Linked DNA regions of Homo sapiens: region 1 is linked to region 2. Evidence: read pairs that join two places in POLR2A ChIA-PET (ENCODE). Cell type or tissue: OCI-LY7. All regions are shown on one strand. Each heading gives the region's core, and the rest is flanking DNA. Links, peaks and the distances in the headings are about the cores only. Region 1 overlaps GCN1 (GCN1 activator of EIF2AK4). Region 2 overlaps BICDL1 (BICD family like cargo adaptor 1).

The links. ChIA-PET counts read pairs that join two places held together with the same protein. Peaks named below come from ENCODE experiments on the same cell type or tissue, not always from the same donor. Only the 100,000 strongest peaks of a DNase experiment are listed, where the experiment ranks them.
Region 1: POLR2A ChIA-PET joins it to region 2 with 5 read pairs; 2 of 35 experiments call an interaction of 5 or more read pairs at or near these places.

Annotation. Positions count from the first base shown.
Region 1 is chr12:120,168,939-120,180,119 of GRCh38, forward strand. It overlaps GCN1 (GCN1 activator of EIF2AK4), which reads right to left. Exons shown (of 58, transcript NM_006836.2): 6 at 9,914-10,012; 7 at 9,687-9,821; 8 at 8,746-8,814; 9 at 8,509-8,617; 10 at 7,205-7,279; 11 at 6,808-6,936; 12 at 6,224-6,274; 13 at 5,133-5,231; 14 at 4,715-4,888; 15 at 1,231-1,383. Among named protein-coding and RNA genes, the nearest start is that of MIR4498, 19 kb to the left of the region's middle. In OCI-LY7, for the core only: no CTCF peak of the experiment used is centred there; a DNase peak (open chromatin) is centred at 6,333; H3K27ac peaks cover 1,320 bases.
Region 2 is chr12:120,067,289-120,078,469 of GRCh38, forward strand. BICDL1 (BICD family like cargo adaptor 1) reads left to right here. Exons shown (of 10, transcript NM_001367886.1): 5 at 4,334-4,513; 6 at 5,223-5,441; 7 at 7,155-7,298. Among named protein-coding and RNA genes, the nearest start is that of RAB35, 44 kb to the right of the region's middle. In OCI-LY7, for the core only: no CTCF peak of the experiment used is centred there; no DNase peak of the experiment used is centred there.

The sequences.
Region 1 (11,181 bases), core at 4,076-8,075, 100 kb after region 2:
CTCCATTCCTAACCAAAGGAGTTAAGTTCAGGTGTGTCCCAGTGCAGAGATTGGGAGATGAAATAAAGAAAGCCTGGCCGGGCGCAGTGGCTCACGCCTGTAATCCCAGCACATTGGGAGGCTGAGGTGGGTGGATCACAAGGTGAGGAGATTGAGACCATCCTGGCTAACACGATGAAACCCTGTCTCTACTAAAAATATAAAAAATTAGCCGCGCGTGGCGGCGTAGCGCCTGTAGTCCCAGCCACTCGGAAGGCTGAGGCAGGAGGCGGAGCTTGCAGTGAGTCGAGATCGCGCCACTGCACTCCAGCCTGGGCGACAGAGCGAAACTCCGTCTCAAAAAAAAAAAAAAAAAAAGAAAAAAAAAAAAGAAAAGAAAGCCTGAAATACGATGTAGCCACAAAAAATAATGAGAAAGCTCTTTCTGATGTACTGATTTGGAATCATTTCGAAGATATATTATATATAGTATATATATTATATATTATAAGTAATATGGCATATAGCGTATGTTCCCCAGCATGTTCAATTACATAACACACTATGTCTGGACATAAAATTGGTAATACTGTTTTTTCTTTCTTAGACAAAGTCTCACTGTGCCACCCAGGCTGGAGTGCAGTGGAGCAATCCCAGCTCACTGCAACCTACGCCTCCTGGGTTCAAGCGATTCTCCTGCCTCAGCCTCCCGAGTAGCTGAGATTACAGGCATGCGCCACCACACCCAGCTAATTTTTGTACTTTTAGTAAAGACGGGGTTTCACCATGTTGGCCAGAATGGTCTCGAAATCTTGACTTCGTGATCCGCCTGCCTCGGCCTCCCAAAGTGCAAAATTGGTAACACCGTTTACAGAGGGAAACTTAACGGCTACGGGAAAAGACAGGGCTAAGGGGAAGCTTCTCATGTTATATCCTTTTGAATTTTGTACTGTATGAATGTATAACCAACTGAAACAAACAGTCCCAATACTAAACCCTGGTCCATCTAGGTATCATCTACAAGCCTGTGTAGCACTGGAGCAACAGAATGAAGGAGGACAGTGACACAGTCCCCTGACTGCATTCCCACTGCCCATGCAACCATGAGGTTCATCCTGCAGATGACAAGCAAACCTGTGGCTGATCCAGTGTGGTCAGGACCAAGCTAATCCTGAACATCAAGACACACCTCCCAAGGACTCTTGTCAGAGGCCCCTGTCTCTACCATCCTAGACACCTCTGGACTCATACCAGCCTGTGAGTCAGCCACTGACAACTTTAAGAGCAACAAGGCTGCGGCAACCCCTTCAGTGATGGTGGGAACCTGAGTGCTTTGGGAGGCTGCCTTCTCCACTGTCTGGATGAGCAAGGGCAGTAAGTCCAGGGCCTGCAACAGCGTGTCACCTGTGGAGAGAGGACAAGCACCTTAAAGGACATCCTGATCCTTGGAAATGACAGGACTGAGAAAGGATTTATCTAACCAGCTGTGAACCAGACGACTAAAACCCTTCAGTTAATTTTTCAAATATCTCAAAAAGAAGTGAAGTGAAATCAAAACTTAAATCAAACTCTACAGCCACAAAATTAGAGGGAGAAAGATAATCCTTATGGCCAGGTGCGGTAGCTCACGTCTGTAATCCCAGCACTTTGGGAGGCCGAGGCGGGTGGATCACCTGAGGCTGGGAGTTCGAGATCAGCCTGACCAACATGGAGAAACCCCGTCTCTATTAAAAATACAAAATTAGCTGGGCGTGGTCCAGTTATTCAATTGATGGATAAGCAGAGACATTAGGTGTGTTGCTCAAGGTCACACGGCTAGTTGAGGCAAGTCAGAGCCACCCTCAATCCTGTCAATTCCCATCTGGTACTCTTCCCCCATACAGATGACCTTCGGACCCAAATTCTAAATTTGGGTCCAAATCTGCTGACCTCTGAACTAAACTCTTTTAAAAAAAAAAGGAAGCCAAGCACAGTGGCTCATGCCTGTAATCCCAGCACTTTGGCAGGCTGAGGCGGGGGGGATCATGAGGTCAGGAATTCCAGACCAGCCTGACCAATATGGTGAAACCCTGTCTTAGCCGGGTGGGGTGGTGCACGCCTGTAATCCCAGCTACTCAGGAGGCTGCAGCAGGAGAATCGCTTGAACCCAGGAGGCGGAGGTTGCAGTGAGCCGAGATTGTGCCATTGCACTCCAGCCTGGGTGACAGAACGAGACCCCATCTCCAAAAAAAAAAAAAAAAAGAGAAACCAGTTAAAACTATAGTTTGGCTGGGCACGGTGGCTCATGCCTATAATCCCAACACTCTGGGAGGCTGAGGCGAGCAGATCACCCGAGGTCAGGAGTTCAAGACCAGCCTGGCCAACATGGCAAAACCCTGTCTCTATTAAAAAATACAAAAATTAGCCAGGCATGGTGGTGGGCATCTGTAATCCCAGCTACTCAGGAGGCTGAGGTTGGAGAATCGCTTAAACCCAGGAGGCGGAGGTTTCAGTGAGCTGAGATCGCACCACTACACTACAGCCTGGGTGACAGAGAGAAACTCCATCTCAAAAAAAAAACTATAGCTCAAGCACATGTTTTCTTCCCCCCTACCCCAACACCTTGGTTTGTTGTTCCATGTTTCCATAGCTACTAAATGGGTACATCAGAACATTTCACAATGAAAGCAGTTTCCCAGATAATGTTTTATACTTGAATCCAAGAAATCTTTATTACAGAGGTTTATTTTCGTTTTGTTTTTAAAAGGTTTATTTTATATTATGTTTATTTTAAAAGCAATGAGCATTGAGTTCTGGCACTCTGCATTCCTTTTTTAAAAAATAAATTAAAAATAAATGCAACGAGCAGAACTAGCTCAAGCTGAAGAGACTAGGTAAAACCAAGTTTTTGCCATCTACAATTCAAAGTCCCACCTACAACTGATGGTCATTCAATGCAGCAATAATGCAAACTGATATATATAGTACATAGACTTTTTATATAATTTTTGGTAGAGACAGAGTCTTGCTATGTTTCCCTGCCTGATCTTGAACTCCTGGGCTCAAGCAATCCCGCTGCCTCAGCCACCTGTGTAGCTGGGACCACAGGCATGTACCACCATGCCCAGCTATTTTTTTAATTTTTTTGTAGAGATGGGGGTCTCACTTTGTTGCCCAGGCTGGTCTCAAACTCCTGGGCTCAAGCAATCCTCCCACCTCAGCCTCCCAAAGTGTTGGGATTACAGGCGTGAGCCAGCTCGCCTGCCTCATAGACTGTTTTTAAGTCATGGATGTGAGTTCACTATATCCCTAAGGCAGCTGAAAATGTATTGAGCGTACATTTCTACCCATGGAAAATCTATGACTTCAATCAGCACTACCTGTGGTTTGAATAAACCTCACAAACCACTGCACAAAGATGATCTATGATTCTGAGCTGGGAGACATATTTCAGAAAAAGATATATTGCTTTCAAATCAGTGCAAAAATCTCTTATGGTCAGATTCTTCTTCCCTTATCATTAAAAGAAATATGTGAGTACAAAGTTCATCAGACAAGACATTTCACACAGAAGGGGGTCCCCTCCCAAGAGGAGGCCCTGGAATCTCCTAGATGTTTCTTTTTCTTTTTTGAGACAGAGTATCACTCTGTCACCCAGGCAGGAGTGCAATGGCTTGATCTCGGCTCACTGCAACCTCTGCCTCCTGGGCTCAAGCGATTCTCCTGCCTCAGCCTCCCGAGTAGCTGGGATTACAAGCACCTGTCATCATGCCTGGCTAATTTTTGTATTTGTGTAGAGACAAGGTTACACCATGTTGGCCAGGCTGGTCACGAACTCCTGACCTCAGGTGATCCAACCGCCTCGGCCTCCCAAAGTGCTGGTAGGCGTGAGCCACTGTGCCCAGCCTCTCCTAGATGCTTCTTTAAATACAGTTCATAAGTTTAAATCTTTTTAAAAAGAAATACAAGCATATCTCTGAGATGGAAATCAGTAATAGAGGTTTATAGCTTGGAGACCAAGCTCCTATACAGATTTGAAAGTTTCCCCCAGCTCTGCTTGCCCAAATGACAGTAGGTTCCTCAACACTGAAGGAAGGGCGGTGGTCATTTTTAATAAGTCCAGAGTAAAGTTTACACGAAGTTGGATTTTTTAAACCAGTCTTTTTTTTTTTTTTTTTTCCAAGACAGAGTCTTGCTCTGTTGCCCAGGCTGGAGTACAATGGCGCAATCTCGGCTCACTGCAACCTCCATCTACCGGGTTCAATTCTCCCTGCCTCAGCCTCCCACGTAGCTGAGATTACAGGTGCCCGCCACCATGCCCAGCTAATTTTTGTATTTTTAGTAGAGACAGGGTTTCGCCATGTTGGTCTTGAACTCCTGCCCTCAGGTGATCTGCCCGCCTCGGCCTTCCAAAGTGCTGGGATTACAGGTGTGAGCCACCGCACCCAGCCCTTAAACCAGTCTTATCTGAGTCATTTCTCCATGATTTCAGATACTATAGTGACAAGTTCTGGTTCTGGTCCTCTCTGAATAAAGCTTTGTACTTTGAAAGTCTGACAAGGGGGAGAAGCCAGAATTTGTTGTGAAGACTGAATTCGGATTTTGGGCTAAGCCCAATGCTCTCATTTATTTCAGGAAGAATTAAACAGTGCAAAATAAGCTGAACTAACAGGGAAAGCGGGAACACTAACAATACCCTAAAGACTCAGTAACCTCTGCAAGGAGACCTGGACACTAGCCCTGGGAGTTGTCTTACCCCGGTAAGAGGCCAACATGCACTGCAGGTAGGCATGCCTCACCGCAGATGTGGAGGTTTTAAGGCTGAAAGCTTTTTTGAACCATTCAGTGAGCTTCTTGGGCACTTCCATAGTGAATCGGTTACACCAGAGAGCCAGGACTGAGACAGCGTGTACCAAGGTCCCTTCATGAACTAGGGCAAAAAGCAGAAGTCCAGTCAGTCCAATGTCTTATAACCATGTCAAATCATTGCAAGCAGTGCAAAAAACAAGCCAGAGTACAAGCGGGAGGAAGCAGTGATATTTCAGACAGCTACGAGCCTTGCTCTGAGGGAGGTGTGTCTTTAGGAGAGGTTTATGGAAGGAAAGCTCCAACTGTGAAAAACCACGGTCAAGGATGAGTACAGAACGCATGCTCACCATGTTGCACAGAATTACCTTCCTGCTGAAGGAACGGGATGAACAGCTCAGCCACGATCCCATTCAGGACCTGACTGGAAGGTCCAGACACCACGTGATGACTGACGCTCCCAATCCCTAAAAGGCAGATTCCCTGTTCAGTCTCTTATCAGCACAGAACCACAGAGGCAAGTCTTCCCACTGCTGCCACCTCCGCACTCTGGGTCACAGACCTCTTCTGTGTCTCCAGCAGGCATACCTCTCCTTTGGCCATTATTGATCTTCCTTCAATGCCCCCTCTACACCTCCTGCCTTCTATAGAAGCCAAGCCTCCTGCTAGACCTGAACAAGTCCCTCTTGTCAAGCAGGCAAGCAGCAGGGTCCTGGGAGGCAGGCTGGACCCAAGATCGTCACAGGAGTCAAGATGCAAAGAAGGCTTCGCCTTACCTAAGAATTATGTTAAAGCTTATCTACTACTAGGCCAGGCGCAGTGGCTCACGCCTGTAATCCCAGCACTTTGGGAGGCTGAGGCAGGTGCATCATGAGGTCAAGATCGAGACCATCCTGGCCAACGTGGTGAAACCCTGTCTCTACTAAAAATACAAAAAAATTAGCTGGATGTGGTGGTGTGTGCCTGTAGTCCCAGCTACTCAAGAGGCTGAGGCAGGAGGATTGCTTGAACCCGGGAGGCAGAGGTTGCAGTGAGCCAAGATTGTGCCACTGCGCTCCGGCCTGGCGACAGAGTGAGACTCCATCTCAAAAAAAAAAAAAAAAAAAAAGCTTATCTACTACCAGATCACAGCTCTACTCCTGGCAGAGAAATCCTGTACCTGCCTGTAATCCCAGCACTTTGGGAGGCTGAGGCGGGCAGATCACTTGACGCCAGGAGTTCAAGACCAGCCTGGCCAATATGGTGAAACCCCATCTCTACTAAAAATACAAAAAAATTAGCAGGCGTGGTGGTGTGCACCAGTAATCCCAGCTACTAAGGAGGCTGAGGCATGAGGATCGCTTGAACCTGGGAGGCAGAGGTTGCAGTGAGCTGAGATGGCACCACTGCACTCTATCCTAGATGACACAGCAAGACTTTCTCTCAAAAAAAAAAAAAAAAAAAAAAAGAAATCCTATACCTGAGAGGACGCTCATCTTCTGGGCTACAACAGTTAGTTTTCCTTCCGAGCCTGAGAAGAGAGACAGCAAAGATTCACATTCACATATGCCACATTTCCCAAGAGAGTGAACAATGCAGTCACGTGTGTGATGCCACGATACGGTTTCTGATTCCAGAAGTAGCCTTTGTGTTGTGAAGCTGGGTTTAAAGCAACTTTTACTAGCCTTTTGCTTTCTGACTCAAAAAAGAATGTTCCTACAAAAAACTTGAGAAACAGAAAAAATATAAAGAAAAACATTTAAAAGGCACTCATGTCTCCACTACTCAAAGACATTTCTTTTCTGGTGTATTTCCTTTAGTTTTTTCTGCTATGCCTACAAAAATGTGTATCTTAAAAACAAAAAACCTGAGATCACCCCATCCACACCACCCCGTGCACGGTTTTGTTCATTCACACACATTCACATTCCAGTGTGACGTCCCCCTGGCCACACAGCCTTGCCACAGGCAGACTTGGAGCATCAAGTCCCCTTCAGATCCCAGTTGAGGGAAATACCAGGGGCCACGCCTCAACCACCCGCATGGCCAAGAAGGCTTGCTCACCTCCGAGGATAGCAAATAGGTGCTTGGTCAGGGATTCCATGGCCGAAGAGTCACTGCACTGGCGTGCCAGGTTCCGCAGTGCCAGCACAGCTTCATCCATCAGGCGGGGACTGTTGGATTTCAGGTGACCTGCACACACAAAGCCACTGCTCAGAAGCAGCCAACAACTGAGCATCCAGACTTTCGTCTTTGTCTTTTCCATGCCCCCATCTCTTCAGTATTAGCTGTTTGCTCTCATTCAAATAATCTCAAGAAAGAAACTGCCAATGCCAATGTAGTTTAGGTTAGGGCCTTATTACTACCCTGAGCTGTCCCCTACCCCTGCTACAACAATTAGGACAAGTACAACCAAACCCAAGGTGACACTTATGGGCTGGAGAGGGGCTGGGATACTCACCAGCCAGTCCTTTCACGATGTCCATGGCATACTGGCTGAGGTCAAGCGTCACTGATGCCAGCAGACTAGAAATAGCTAAGGGGGACAGAAAGCACTGACCATGTCAGTCTAAGCAATAAATTCAACAGATAATTTTGTTCCCCTACTCCCCAGCAAATGCCACTAGGCCTGCTGTCTGGCCCTTCATCTCTACAGGCTACATGAGTAGTCCCAAAGCTCTGCTGAAAAGCTGTATACCTCCCCATCCCGATCAGCAAAAATTGCCTTTCCAACATCCCACCAACACATTTTACTAAGATACACAGGGACAGAGACTCAACCCTCAGATCCCATGATTTCAAGTGCCACCTCCATACTAAGTCCAGAATGTCTACAGAGGAGGTTCTTAACCTGAATCGTCTCCAGAAAGTTCTTTTGGGGAGGTGGAGGGGTAAGAGGATATTTTGTTTTCTTCCACTCAACTCTGAAAGTGAACACTTGATATTTTCTGGGAATCAGAACAATGGCTAGCACCTCCATAAAGCTATGAACTGATCCAGTGGGTTCTTGAACCCCTAAAATTATATGCAGTATTATTAATGGATATACTTTTGTGCATTCTTCTGACAAGACAGCCCATGACTTTTTCTCTTTCTTTTTTTTTGGACAGAGTCTGGCTCTGTCGCCCAGGCTGGAGTGTAATGGCATGATCTTGCCTCACTGCAACCTCCACCTCCCGGTTTCAAGTGATTTTCCTGCCTCAGTCTCCTGAGTAGCTAGGACTACAGGCATGTGCCACCACGCCTAATTTTTTTCGTATTTTTATTAGAGACAGGGTTTAACCATGTTGGTCAGGCTGGTTTCAAACTCCTGACCTCAGGTGATCTACCTGCCTCAGCCTCCCAAACTGCCGGGATTACAGGCATGAGCCACCGCGCCTGGCCTCTTGTTTTTTGAGATAGGGTCTCACTCTGTCACTCAGGCTGGATAGAGTGCAGTGTCGCCATCTTGGCTCACTGCAACTTCCACTTCCTGGGCTCAAGCTATCCTCCCACATCAGCCTCCCGAGTTGAGCTCCTGCGCTCAAGTGATCTGCCCACTGCCGCCTCCCAAAGTGCTGGGATTACAGGTGTGAGCCAATGCGTCTGGCTTTCAACATAATCGCAAAAGGTCCCCAATCTCTCTCCCAAGGTCCCAACAAGGTAAACAATGAATACATCCCCCTTCCCTCCCCCCTACCACACACACTTCTTGTTGCCAAATATCGAGAATAGAGATATAGGCAACTCATCTCCCTCCCACCATCCTGGTTGACAGCAACCTACTTTCAATAACATTCTCTGGACTCCTCAGTAAGGACTTCTGTATGGTGGGCAGTATCAGATCCTTAAATTCTGAGTGGGACAGGTATCGGAGCAGAGGGGCACAGCTATCCTACAAAGAAAAAGGAATAAGGCACCTAGCCCTCATGGGAACGGACCAAGAAGCAAAAAAGAGTTCAGCATCCCAGAATTGAAAATGGGATCAGTTGTCCAGGTGAGTAACGTCCACCTCTCGCTCACCAACAGGTACTTCGGAGGCTTGACTTTGCTCATCAGGATGTTCTTCATGTAAAAGTCCAGTAGGGCGCTCTAGAGAACACAAAGCTCTGGTTAGATCCTGACATTCTCAAGTATCTCATCACTGGCCTAAGGGGTCCCTCTTGTGAGAGTGCCTCCAAAAAATACAAATCAATGCCCCAAATTTCAGTGTTAAGCATAGAGGTCCCACTGATCACGCAACCCCACTTAAAACCCTTCCACAGCTTTCCATGGCCCCCGGGATAAAGTCCAAAGTCCTTCGTATGGCTTATAAGGTCCTGCCCACCACTCAGCTGGCTGCGTCTCACTCTAACCCATTCCTGCCACTCCAACCCCGCTCGCCTCCTCTCTGTTCCTGCCCACAGGCTGCTTCCTCTGCCCAAAATGCTCTGCCTCACCTCTTGACCTTGCTAATTCCTCTTCACTCTCAAAGTTCCTTCTTTAGAGTGATGTGTTCTCTGACCCACAGCCTAAATCAGGTCCTTCCGTTGTGGAGTCTCACGACTTCTCACACTTTCCCTTTGTAGCACATACTAGTTATAATTAGCTAGACTATCTGTTTAATGTCAGTTTCTCAGACTCAGTTCCATGGGGGCAGGGGTCATAGCTCCCTTACTCGCTGGTGTACCCCCAACACCGAGCACAGTGCCTAGAACATGGCAGCCACTAAATTGGGATGAATAAGTGACTGCATGAACAAGCAAACTATCACCCAAGCCAGAAACAGAAGGGAAACTTTCCAGCTCCTAGAAGTTCATGTATCATGGCAAAAGGCCAGAGTCTCACATGAGAAAACCAACAAGTTTCAGATAAGGTCAACAGCTAGGGTCACCAGGGCAAAGCAGGTTCCCATTCCTTCCCTCCAGCGAGCTCCCAACATCCCCAACATAGCAAACCCACAGTCACTCTGCCTTGGCACTTGCCTTGTGCTGACTGACCACGTCCATCTCCTTGTGACTCGTGCAGAACTGCACCAGCAGCCCCAGCATGCCAGCATAGTTCTGGTTGGGCTCTAGGCTGAGAATGGCTGACAAGTACTGTTCCACCAGCCCGGGGTTCTGAAGAGGAAAGTGCCAGGCAGGTGTTTAAGATGGCAGTGGGGGAGTGGCATGGAAGAAGCAATGCCCACCAGCCCCTGCAGTCCTGTCACCTCTTTCCACAGCTTCGTGAGTTTCTTCACAGCACCATCCACGGCGTGCTTGTGGGAGCCACCCAGCACCTCCAGCAAGAGCAGGCACTGCACTTCCACCTGCCAGGACCAGGGAAGACTCAGGTCAAGGTGGGACATGAGACTGAGGGTCCCATGGCTCTCATAGCCTGTAAAGACCTCCATCAGACCCTCCAAATCCTGGCTTCATCTCCACTCAGCCTCTCCCACTCAACTCCAGCCAGCTCCTCTTCCCTCCACCCCACACATTTAGTTCTGTCCTTTAACGACACTGTTCCCACTAGTGTTCGTTTAATAAATATTTGGTGATCACCTATTATGAATCAGACAATGAAGGCACAAGGGGAGGAAGACAGACATGGTCCCTGCTTTTTTTTTTTAAGACGGAGTCTCGCTCTGTCGCCAGGCTGGAGTGCAGTGGCACAATCTCGGCTCACTGCAACCTCCACCTCCCGGGTTCAAGTGATTCTCCCGCCTCAGCCTCCCAAGTAGCTGGGACTACAGGTGCGTGCCACCATGCCCAGCTAATTTTTTTTTTTTTTTTTTTTGAGACAGAGTCTCGCTCTGTCGCCCAGGCTGGAGTGCAGTGGTGCGATCTCAGCTCACTGCAAGCTCCGCCTCACGGGTTCACACCATTCTCCTGCCTCAGCCTCCCGAGTAGCTAGGACTACAGGTGTCCACCACCATGCCCACCTAATTTTTTGTATTTTTAGTAGAGACGGGGTTTCACCATGTTAGCCAGGATGGTCTCGATCTCCTGACCTCATGATCCGCCCGCCTCGGCCTCCCAAAGTGCTGGGATTACAGGCGTGAGCCACTGCGCCCAGCCGGTCCCTGCTTTCATGTACCTTAGAATTCAGAGGAAAAAAGAGATATTAAACAAATAAATACACAAATGAACATACAATTTCAGTGAGGTTTAAGTGCCATGCAGGTAAAGAATTAAGGGTCCTGTTTCATTTACTTCTTATCTGCCTTGACCTGTCCTTCATTAATTCCACAAATACTTACTGACCACTGCATGGCAGGCTCTATGCTGAGCACTGTGAATACAGAAGTGCATCTTGATATGGGGATTCGAACTGCATGGAGCTCACACCGTCCAACCCAGATTGACATACATAATAGGTCCTTGACTAAAAAAATCTCAGAGGCTGCCAGGCCTAGTGGCTCACACCTGTAATCCCAGCACTTTGGGAGGCCGAGGCAGGCAGATCACCTGAGGTCGGGAGTTCAAGACCAGTCTGACC
Region 2 (11,181 bases), core at 4,146-8,145:
GCTCACTGTGGGGCAACCCAGGAAGCAGGTGACCTGGAGCCTAGACCTTGCTCTAATGCTGATTGTGTACCATTAGGCAAATCACGTAACATCACACCATCCCAGTTCCCTTAGATGAGCGTAAATGTAGTGTACTGTACAAACACAAAGCACTTGGTGTCATTCTTATTCATACATATAAGTATACTTAGTGTCATCTTTGTCATATAAAGGATGATGTTTCTTATTTTAAAGGGCTCTTAAATGTAATAGACTCTTCTCTTGTTTGGTTTGGTTTTTCTGCCTGTGTCTGTCCAGTTGGTGAATCAATTGTTGACTGGAGAGTGCAGACCTCTCCTGGTCTTTTGTTCCCTTGCTGTTATCATTAATTAAGCACCTTTGAGTGTGCATGAGTAATTGAACTAATTTTGTCCAGTACATAAGAACTTGTACTTGTCTGTGCCAAACTTCCTCCTGCTGAGATGTGTGTGGAGTTGTCTAAAAAATAATTGTGAAGCATTTTGCCAGTTTAATATGCCATTTGTAATTGTGCCAAATGCTTCCTAGGAATGTCTGTTTTTTCCTGTAACCCTGATGTTTTTCTTTCTGAGTCTCCTCAAAACTGGGGTTGGAGAAGTTCCCACTGGACCAGCAGGTATTGCTGATCCACCAGAACTACGCAGAGCAGGCTTGCCAATCCTTTCTTCATTCTCTGGGCAGCCAGGCTCCAAACCTTTCCTCTTTAGGGCTATTCCAGATCACTGGTGCCATTAGCCAATCATTTCGAAGTACTGACGGTGAAGGTGAGGCTCCCAGGTCCCCTAAGGCTCTGCAAGGCAGCTTTCTCCCTTCATGAGAACTATAGAGCTCCAAGTGGCTGCCAGCCACCCCAGTCTGCATTTCTGCAGGAGCCACAAGCCAACTCAGCCACAGGTCTGAAAAAGACCAGTGCAGTGTCTACTTTCTTTTTAATGGAACAGAGGTGACCCCAGAAATGCTGTTTTATAAAAGAATAAATTAGCTTAATTTAAATCCCAAGAAGTTCTCCCCCACACCACCACTTCCTGAAAGTCTTCTAAGGACCTGGAGTGGGGAGTTGCAGTCCACAGATAGGAAGAGTAGGAAGCATTGCTTCTGGGCAGATGTGGCATGTGGCATGTGGTCGTGTGTCTAGCTTCTAGCAAACTGATGACAATTCTGCAACTAGGGTCTGCTGTATTAAAAGCAAGTTAGTGATGGAGTGCACAGATAAGAAGATAGCATTTAGGCCGGGCGTGGTGGCTTACGCCTGTAATCCCAGCACTTTGGGAAGCCGATATGGGCAGATAACTTGAGGTCAGGAGTTCGAGACCAGCCTGGCCAATATGGTGAAACCCCGTCTCTACTAAAAATACAAAATTTAGCTGGACATGGCGGCGCATGCCTGTGGTCCCAGCTACTAGGGAGGCTGAGGCAGGAGAATTGCTTGAACCCAGGGGGCAGAGGTTGCAGTGAGCCACAATCGTGCCACTGCACTCCAGCCTGGGTGACAGAGACTCAAAAAAAATAGCATTTAGCAGCTGTGGTTGGGTCATCCCCTTATATTCAGCAGTAGTAACCTCCCCAGAGAGTTGTACCCTATTGTGAACTGCACACAGAAGGGGCCATGGAGAATGCAGTGGGGTAGAGGGGGTGAAGTAGCAGCATGGAGAGAGAAGGAAAGAGCACTGCCCACAATTCCTGACCCCTGCGCTGCTGTCTCCTCTCTACCACTGGCGTCATTCCCCTTTTCTAAGCTTCAGTTTTATCCTGACATAGTTGGACTCATTGATCTCTGTGGCTGTGCTAGCTCTAAAAATGTAGGCTTATGTGAAAATCTCTGAGATCATTTAAAAATCAAGAGAGAGAGGCTGGGAAAAGTCTAAAGGGCATATAATATATATATTTGGCTTGCAGAATAGAGCAATTTGGAAAGCTATTGAAAAGGAATGTCTCCAAGTAATTAGCTCTTTTCAAGTCTTCAGAAAAGGACTGAGAGAGAACAAACAGGTGAACGTGCAGGATGAAGGACTGATGTTAGACATGGCAAAACTGTGGACATTTCTGCCCGTGAGAGTTAGAACTGAAGCTGTGGGACTTCCTCCCTCAAAGATCTTCAAAATAAGTTACTATCTCATCTGTCAATATCTCTCTGGGACAAATGAGGTATGTGGAAACTGGAAAGAACCCTGGACTGGGAGTCATGAGTCCAGTTCTGCTTCACAAGGGTTTTCGGAAAGTCACTTTTCACCTGTGACTCAACTACCTGATGTGGAAGTGAGGGGCCAGCCTAGGGCCTTGCCTCTAATGGTTGGGTGGGGGTAGAAACTCTTGGTATTGCTATCCAGATGCTACTCCCGTTTCCACCTCCGGCTCCTTTCCAAGCTACTCTTTTTCCCCTTAATTTTTTTTTCATGAAAATGTATATATAGTAAAGCATACAAATCTTAAGGGGACAGCCCAATTAATTTTTACAAATACATACCTGTGTAACCACCATGGAGATCAAGATACAGACCACGATCAGCACCCTAAAAAGAATACTTGCCGCTTCCTCAAAAGCAAACCTCTACTCCAACGTTTTTCTACCTCAGTGAAGTTTGGGAACGTTTTATAGACTCATGTATACTTTTTATGTCTGGCTTTTGTTCAACATTGTGTCTGTGAAATTTAACCATGTTGTGGCATATAGTAGCAGTATATTCTTTCATTGCTCTATAGTATTCTAACATGTGAACATACCGCAATTCACTTATTTTATTCTTATTAGCATTTGGATTGTTTCCCATTTGTGGTTATTTGAACATCCTGTGTATGTCTGTTGTACACATTTCATTTTTGTTGGGTCTACAGCTAAAAGTGGAATTGCTGGATCATAGAATATAGATTCTATTTAACTTTATTAGAAACTGCCTATTTTCCAAAGTATTCGTACATTTTCTACTCCCACCAGCATTGCCCCACATCTTCATCAACACTTGATATTATTTGTATTATTTATATTAGCCATCTTGGGTGAGACTCTAATGGTATCTCACTTTGTGTGCCTGTGTGTGTTTGATTATTTATTGCAAAGGATTTCAAACATTCCACAGTGGCACAGTGTAATGAAGCCCAGCCCTGAAAACCACCAATCCCTGCCCAGTGCTGCCCCATCTTCATAACATCCATTTCCTTTTCTCTCACGTTATTTTGAAGTAAATCTCAGAATTTAATAAGTTCATCTGTAAATAAAAAGTACTAACTCTAAAAGATAAGAACTTTAAAAAATGTAACTACAGTACTATTATACCAAAAAAATTAGCATATTTTCTTAATATCATAAAATGCCCAGTGAGTGTTCAGATTTTCACTTGTCTTATAAACGTCCATAATTTTTTTACATTTTTGTTTGAATCAAGATACAGATTAAAATGGGCCTACATAGTGCGATTGGTTGGTATAACTCTTTTTTTTTTTTTTTGAGACGGAGTTTCATTCTTGTCGCCCAGGCTGGAGTGCAATGGCGCAATCTCGGCTCACTGTCACCTCCGCCTCCTGGGTTCAAGCGATTCTCCTGCCTCAGCCTCCCGAGTAGCTGGGATTACAGGCGCCTGCCACCATGCCCAGCTAATTTTTGTATTTTAGTAGAGACAGATTTCACCATGTTGGCCAGGCTGGTCTCGAACTCCTGATTTCAGATGATCTGCCCCCTTTGGCCTTCCAAAATGCTGGTGTTACAGGCGTGAGCCACCACGCCCGGCCTGGTTGGTATAACTCAAGTCTTTTTTTATTTCTGTGTTCCTCCTTTATCTGTTTTTTCCCTTGCAATGTTTTTGTTAAGGAAATGGAGTTGTTTGTCCTATAGAATTTTCTTTTTTCTTTTTTTCTTTTTTGAGGTGGCGTCTCGCACTGTCACCCAGGTTGGAGTGCAATGGCGTGATCTTAGCTCATTGCAACGTCCGCCTCCTGGGTTCAAGCGATTCTCCTGCCTCATTCCCCAAGTAGCTGGGATTTCAGGTACCCGCCACCACGCCCAGCTAATTTTTGTATTTTTAGTAGAGGCAGGGTTTCATCATGTTGGCCAGGCTGGTCTCATACTCCTGACCTTAGGTGATCTGCCCGCCTCGGCCTCCCAAAGTGCTGGGATTACAGGGGTGAGCCACCGCGCCCAGTCAGAATTTTCTAGATCTGGATTTTGCTGAGTGCATCTCCTGATGTAGTTTAACATGTTCTTCTCTCCTATTTATTTTTCTATAAATTGGTGGTTGGATCCAGAAGCATGATCAGGTTGAGGGTCAGTTTGTCTTGGTTTTTGTGTTTGGTAAACCTCAACCATTTGCTCTTTCTTTGAAAGCTGCACCAAAGCCAGCTGGAGCTTCAGGAGGTGCGTCTCTCCTGCCGACAGCTGCAGGTGAAGGTGGAAGAACTCACTGAGGAGAGGAGTCTGCAGAGCTCTGCCGCCACCAGCACATCCCTCCTGTCAGAGATCGAGCAGAGCATGGAGGCTGAGGAGCTGGAGCAGGAGCGAGAGCAGGTGCTGACCTGCCTGTCACCCCACAGGCGAGGCTACCTGGGGTTGCTTAGGTCTCATCCTCCTCCCTAGTGCTCAGCTGCCATCCTGGCAAGGCTGTGCCCCTGTGCCTGTGTCAGCCCCTTGGCCTGCTGGCTAGAGTGTCATGAAGCAGGCCCTGATGGAGCATGTCCCTGGCCCTCCATTTTCCACCCACTTTATCCATTAAGGCATTGAGCAGAATTGCTAGAGGACAGAGTATCATAGGCACAGCCAATTCCCACTCATTGTCACCCCAGTTCCTCTTAGGAAATGCTTGTGCCATCAGCTCCATACCTGTTATACTGACAGAGTTCCAGAGCAGTCATGATCCATCTTCTCCATCTAACTGGTTTCTTTTCACACTTTTCATAATACAGAACCATTCATTCCCCTGATTGTTTTCTGACTCCCACCAAAATAACTGATTATATAAAGAAGTGCTTTATATTGTGAATGGAAGAAGCTAGAGAACAGGGAGAATAAGAATTTGGAATCTGTATAAATGTACTTGGTTCAGAATAAGTATTATTTCTTGGGACAAATGAGTTAAAAAAAAAACACAGAACAAAAAACCCTTTCTTCTAGAACTGGTGTCTTGGGTATCAGTATTTTGGGTTCAGAGCTAGAAAAAGATGGCCAGGTAGCAGTCTTCTCTAGAGTCTGAAATGAATAGTAATTCTCTGTGGAACAGCTGAGACTGCAGCTCTGGGAAGCCTACTGCCAGGTTCGCTATCTGTGCTCACACCTTCGAGGCAATGACAGTGCTGACTCAGCCGTCTCCACGGACTCCTCCATGGACGAGTCTTCAGAAACCTCGTCCGCCAAGGATGTGCCAGCCGGCAGCTTGCGCACTGCCCTCAATGAGCTCAAGAGACTGATACAGAGCATTGTGGATGGCATGGAGCCCACGGTAAGAGGCCAGTCTGAGATGGTCCTTACCCCACAGGAGCTGGCTGGTGGGAGGTTAGAACCCAGTGCATAGGGTGAGGTCAGCCATGGAACTGGAACCCTATAAAATATCTGCAAGAATTCTTCTGAGCCCTTATTGGTTGTTTTGGATTTTGTTTTTGAGACAGAGTCTCGCTCTGTTACCCCGGCTGGAGTGAGGTGGCACAATCTCGGCTCACTGCAACCTCTGCCTCTCAGGTTCAAGTGATTCTCGTGCCTCAGCTCCCTGAGTAGCTGGGATTACAGGCGTGCACCACCAACCACACCCAGCTAGTTTTTGCATTTTTAGTAGACACAGGGTTTTACCATGTTGGCCAGGCTAGTTTTAACTCTTGACCTCAAGTGATACACCCATCTCAGCCTCCTAAAGTGCTGGGATTGCAGGCGTGAGCCACCACGCCAGGCCGTGAGCCCTTATTTGAGAACACCAACTACTGCTGTGATGAGGCAGAGGGGCCAAGTGTCAGGGCTCCAAAGGCAGCTTCCTGCACACACCAGGTACACATAGAGCCTTTTTCTCCAGGTAGTGATGTACAGACAATGGCAGCTTCCAGTTTAAGGGCTTTCCTTGGAAACTTTGCATATAGAAGTTTGTATCCAAGTAAAAACTGTAAGTTGCTATTCTATAGCCCTTTGGTCCTAGTGGTAGGGTTAGCTGTGAATTGGCAAAAGTAAAAGATCTGAAGCTTCCGCCAAAAGAATGTAAGTGAGCACAGGAAGTTGGGAAGATCAGCTCTAAGGGCCTTTTAGAATCCTAGATGTGGCCACCTGTGGAGGAGAGGACTGTTCCCGTGGGCATCCTGGGCAGTCTGGCATTTCTTCCAGCTTCATGACACATTTCTCCCCGACTTACCCTCCACTCACGCTCCCAGCTTTTTGGCTATTATTTCTCCTCACGTTTCATCCTCCTACAGAAAACTTGTGTCTTTCTGCCTGTATTGGGTAAAGTAATATGAAGGGTAGCTGTTCTGTCTGACCATGCCGTATTGATCTGTGGGAGGTATTATACTATGAGGCCAGGTCATTGTGGGAGAAGAGAGCTGTCAGAATGTGATGGTGTGCTATTCCCACCACACGGCTTCCTTTCCCCCAAGCCTGAAACAAAAGTGAACATCTGTTTGCAGGTTGAAATTGAGCAATCTCTTTTTTTTGTTTGTTTTTTGTTTTTTTGAGACGGAGTCTCGCTCTGTTGCCCAGGCTGGAGTGCTGTGGCGCCATCTTGGCTCACTGCAACCTCTGCCTCCCGGGTTCACGCCATTCTCCTGCCTCCCAAGTAGCTGGGACTACAGGTGCCCACCACCACACCCGGCTAATTTTTTGTATTTTTAGTAGAGACAGGGTTTCACCGTGTTAGCCAGGATGGTCTCGATCTCCTGACCTCGTGATCTGCTGCCTCGGCCTCCCAAAGTGCTGGGATTACAGCGTGAGCCACTGCGCCCGGCCACAATCTCTCTTCTTGACCCCTTCTTCCTTCCACCTTTTGTCTCTTCCCTCCTCCTTTTCTCCTTCCCTTCATCTTCCCTACTATCTTTCCCCACTATCTTTCCCCACATCATTCCTCCACTCTCCCCCATTTCTCCTCTCCTTCTCTCCCCGACTAACCATCTCTCTCCCCCTTCCCTATCTCTCCTGTACCCTTACCATATCTGTCTGGCTGTCTTTCTTTTACTGTCAGGGCTCCCGGAGACTTGATGATGACTCCTTAGAAGAACAGATAAGGCAGACCAGTGAGGACTCGAGAGCCCTAAGGGAGCTCATGGAGGGAGAGAGGGGTAAACTGAGGCAAAGCCTAGAAGAGCTGCAGCGACTCCACAGTCAGGTGAGCACCCCAACCTTCAGTTCAGTGCAGGGCATGTGCACCTGCCCCTGGCTCTCTTGGGACCCTTTTGAGTTTCTCTCTCCCATTTCTGTGTGAGAAGTGGCTCTCCTTCATCAGATCATCAAGGAATGGTGACCTGAAGTTGAGGTAAACTGAATGTCTTCAAGAGAAGAACCCAGTCCTTTAGCCCAAAGTAAAATTGGCAGGGATGAGAATGGCTGGTCCTCCATTTCCTCCAGTGACACTCTGCCTTATACAGAGCCAAAGTTAATCTGACTGGTAGATGCTGACAGCCCTCGGGCTACTTATGGGTGCTTTTCCAGCAGTTGCTGGGCAGGGAAGTTTGCAAACCAAGGAACAATTGATCTTTACAGCACAGTTCCCTTTTGTAAGTGCCATCACTTCTCTCAGCCTGTTCTTCTGCTTTAGAAGAACTTACTGCTACCCTTGCTGTTCCTTTCTCATTTGATCACGATTTCATCTCTCTAGAGAACGCTGAAGGAAGACATTTATATTCTCATCTGAGAAACTTTAAAGGACTTATAGGCAGCCCCACCCAAAAAGGAGCTTCTAAAACCTATCCTAGGAGATAGATAAAGGCTCTTCCTGTTGACTGTGGTCATGTGTAGAGGTTCTGTGCTGCTTGGGAGTAGGGGCTGGGGTAGCACCAAGCAAGCAGCATCTAAACCTTGCTCCTGCCCCTGTCCTTTCCTGGCTCAAAGCTGTTCACGCCTTGCTGCTGCATGAGGTTTCTTTGAGATGGAATTTAAGCCTGCCTTTCACTTCAGTCAGTATTTCCTCTTTTTTTTTTTTTTTTATTTCTTTTTGAGACAGGGTTTCACTCTTGCCCAGGCTGGAGTATAGTGGCGCAGTCACAGCTCATTGCAGCCTTGACTTCTAGGCTCAAGCAATCCTTCCACCTCAGCTGCCAAAGTAGCTGGGACTACAGGCGTACGCCACCATGCCCAACTAATTTTTTGTAGAGATGAGGGTTCGCCATGTTGCCTAGGCTGGTCTCAAACTCCTGGGCTCAAGAGAACCACTCACCTCAGACTCTCAAAGTGCTGGGATTACAGGTGTGACCCACCACATGTGGCCCCAGTCAGTATTTCCTACATTTGAAATATCTTTATAGAAAGAAACTCCCCTTTTCTGGGAGTCATCCCGTTAGTCTTCCTGATATTTTCTTGGAAAATATCGGGAGACCCACCTCCAGCCATCTACTGTCCTCTTCTTTCTGTGAGTGACCAGATAACAAGGACACAAAGATGCCATTTCAATCTGTGGCTTGGCCAGGCACGGTGGCTCACGCCTGTAATCCCAGCCCTTTGGGAGGCCAAGGCAGGTGGATCACTTGAGATCGGCAGTTCGAGACCAGCCTGGCCAACATGGCGAAACCCCATCTCTACTAAAAATAGAAAAATTAGCCCAGTGTGATGGCACATGCCTATAATCCCAGCTACTTGGGAGGCTGAGGCAGGAGAATTGCTTGAAACCAAGAGGCGGAGGTTGCAATGAGTTGAGATCGTGCCACTACACTTGAGCCTGGATGACAGAGTGAGACTCTGTCTCAAAAAGTTGTAGCTTGCTCACAGCCGAACGCTAGAGACTTGGGTTAGGCAGCCACAGACATTCACCCGCCTGAAACCTAAGTTCTTCAGCGGGTAATTTGGCCAGAGAGTGATTCAGACTCAGAGACAGATCTTCTAAACTGGAAAAATAAAATGCAGGAGAAAGTTGAATCTGTAAGGTCTTTGGATTAATAAAAGTTTTGCTTATTTTAAAGCCTATTTAAATTTCCATAGGGTGCTTCTGTTCATGAGTTCTTTAATATTAACTGGTTTTGTTGTTTTGTTTCTCAGAATTATAAAACTAGAACTCCACAGTGGATGCGGGGGGCATTGTTTTATTCAGAAACATAAGCAAATTGTAGGTTGCCAAGATTCTACTGTAGAATATTTAGGAACCCATTTCCACCTCGAAATTTTTCTTAGAAGTTCAGCTGATAATGGTTTAGGCCAGTTGCTGTGGATTCTCTTTCAAATGGTTCACCAAGTGGAAGGTTGTACTCATGTCCCACGCGGGGTATAGAATTGGACTTCTGTAGGCCATCTCTTCCCAGATGCTCAGTCAAAGCAGAAAACCTCTCAGCCACACCGCACGTAGCAAAGCCACCTCATGGGGAGTAACACTGGCCTCCCAAGGCAGGGGTAGGGTGCAGATTGAGTCCCAGAATGACTGCAGAAATTGCAGCCATCACAGCAGGCATGGCGTTCTGCATGCAAGGTTGGTTCAACATCCACTGACACCCACTGCGTGCCTGGTGCTGCACTAGGCCCTGAGAGGCACCAGATGGATGTGCAGGGCCCCTGCTCTCTAGGACCCCACAGTGCCAAGAGGACAGTCAGAGCCATCTCTGAGCCCTTTTGGGGGCAAGGCCCAGACATGGTTAGGTGGGACTGAGGTTCTAGCACACAGCTCCTGGACTGGGCTCAAACCTCATCTGATGGCTGACCCAGCCTCTGAGCCTGTCACCTGAGAGTGTTCTTTTCTCTCTTGAAAACTAGGCCAGAGGTCAAAGGTGTGGGGGCTGGAAGCCTATCCAAACTTTAAAATAAAGGAAAGCGTAGGTTTAATTTGACCGGTAATTATTTTTTAGAAGCAAAATCCATACCCAGACCCGAAGACTTGCTGGCACCTGTTATTGTGCTTAAGGAACAAAGTCCTTCCTGTGGTGGTGTGCCCCCTCCTACCCCACTCCCATCAGTGGCAAGGAACTGCCTCCTCCTCTGTTCCCCAAGTGGCCCACCCCTCACCTCTGGTGTGTGTGGAGCAGCTGCTAGGATGCAGGGGGGTCTTCTGCGATTAGTCTGTAGAATATGAACACGTTATCGGTGAGGCCCTCAGCCAGTTCTCAGGCCTGTCACCCAGGTGGCAGGAGGCTCAGTTAGAAGCATCCCATTTCTGTTGTTTGGATCCTTCATGCTTGACTCGAGTGCACACTTGTTACTCCAGAAGGGGCATGAACATGCAGAGAGTGCTGGGAGCCTGTGGGCTTCACTCGCCAAATCTGGGTGCCTCTCCTCTGAAATCTCAGCATGGCCATCTCCTCCATCCTCCGTCCTCCTAGCTCCTGCCCTATTTCAAGACCTGCATCCTTTCACACCCTGGCTATGGTCACCACTTCCCAATTTATCTGCCTTCCCCCAGCCCGCCCACCCTCACACGCTTTGGATTGATCTTCCTGAAGCGTGACTTGAAAGTGGGACGCCCCTTACAAGTTCTGGGTGGGTTCCCATTATCAAATAGCAGGAAGCCTTGAGCTGTTGTGGCTGTGCAGTCTGGCTGCATTCCAGCCGCACAGCCTGCGTCCCTCTGGTTTCCCTCTTGCCCCCTTTGCTTTAGCAGAACTGAACATAGGATACAAAGGGCAGTGGCACATGCACCCCATGCTACCCACACCTGGGCCTTCTCCCCAGCTTTCTCTGTGCCCAGAAGGCCTTCTCTCTCACCTGCTCATATCTCCATGCTATTCAGCCTTCAAGTTCCCAATCTAGCATCACTTCCTCCTGAAACCCTCTTGATTCCTTTCCTCATGGAGCACCCCTGTCTCTGTCTTGTCACAGTTACCCTGCTCACATCTCATCTTCTCAGTCAAACCCTAGACCCCATGAGGATGAGCTCAAGGTCTGATCTAGCTGTGTCCTCTCCTAAAGCAGCTAGTACAGTGCCTTGCTGAGAATAAGCACTCAAATGTTGTTGAACAAAAGAGCAAATTAAGCCTTCAATATCTGACTTTTGAATGTTTTCTTTGCTATTTAATTGCGGGGACACCCACCTTATTTGGGAAAAGTGGATTTAGGGGTGGATGTAACCTAAGTCT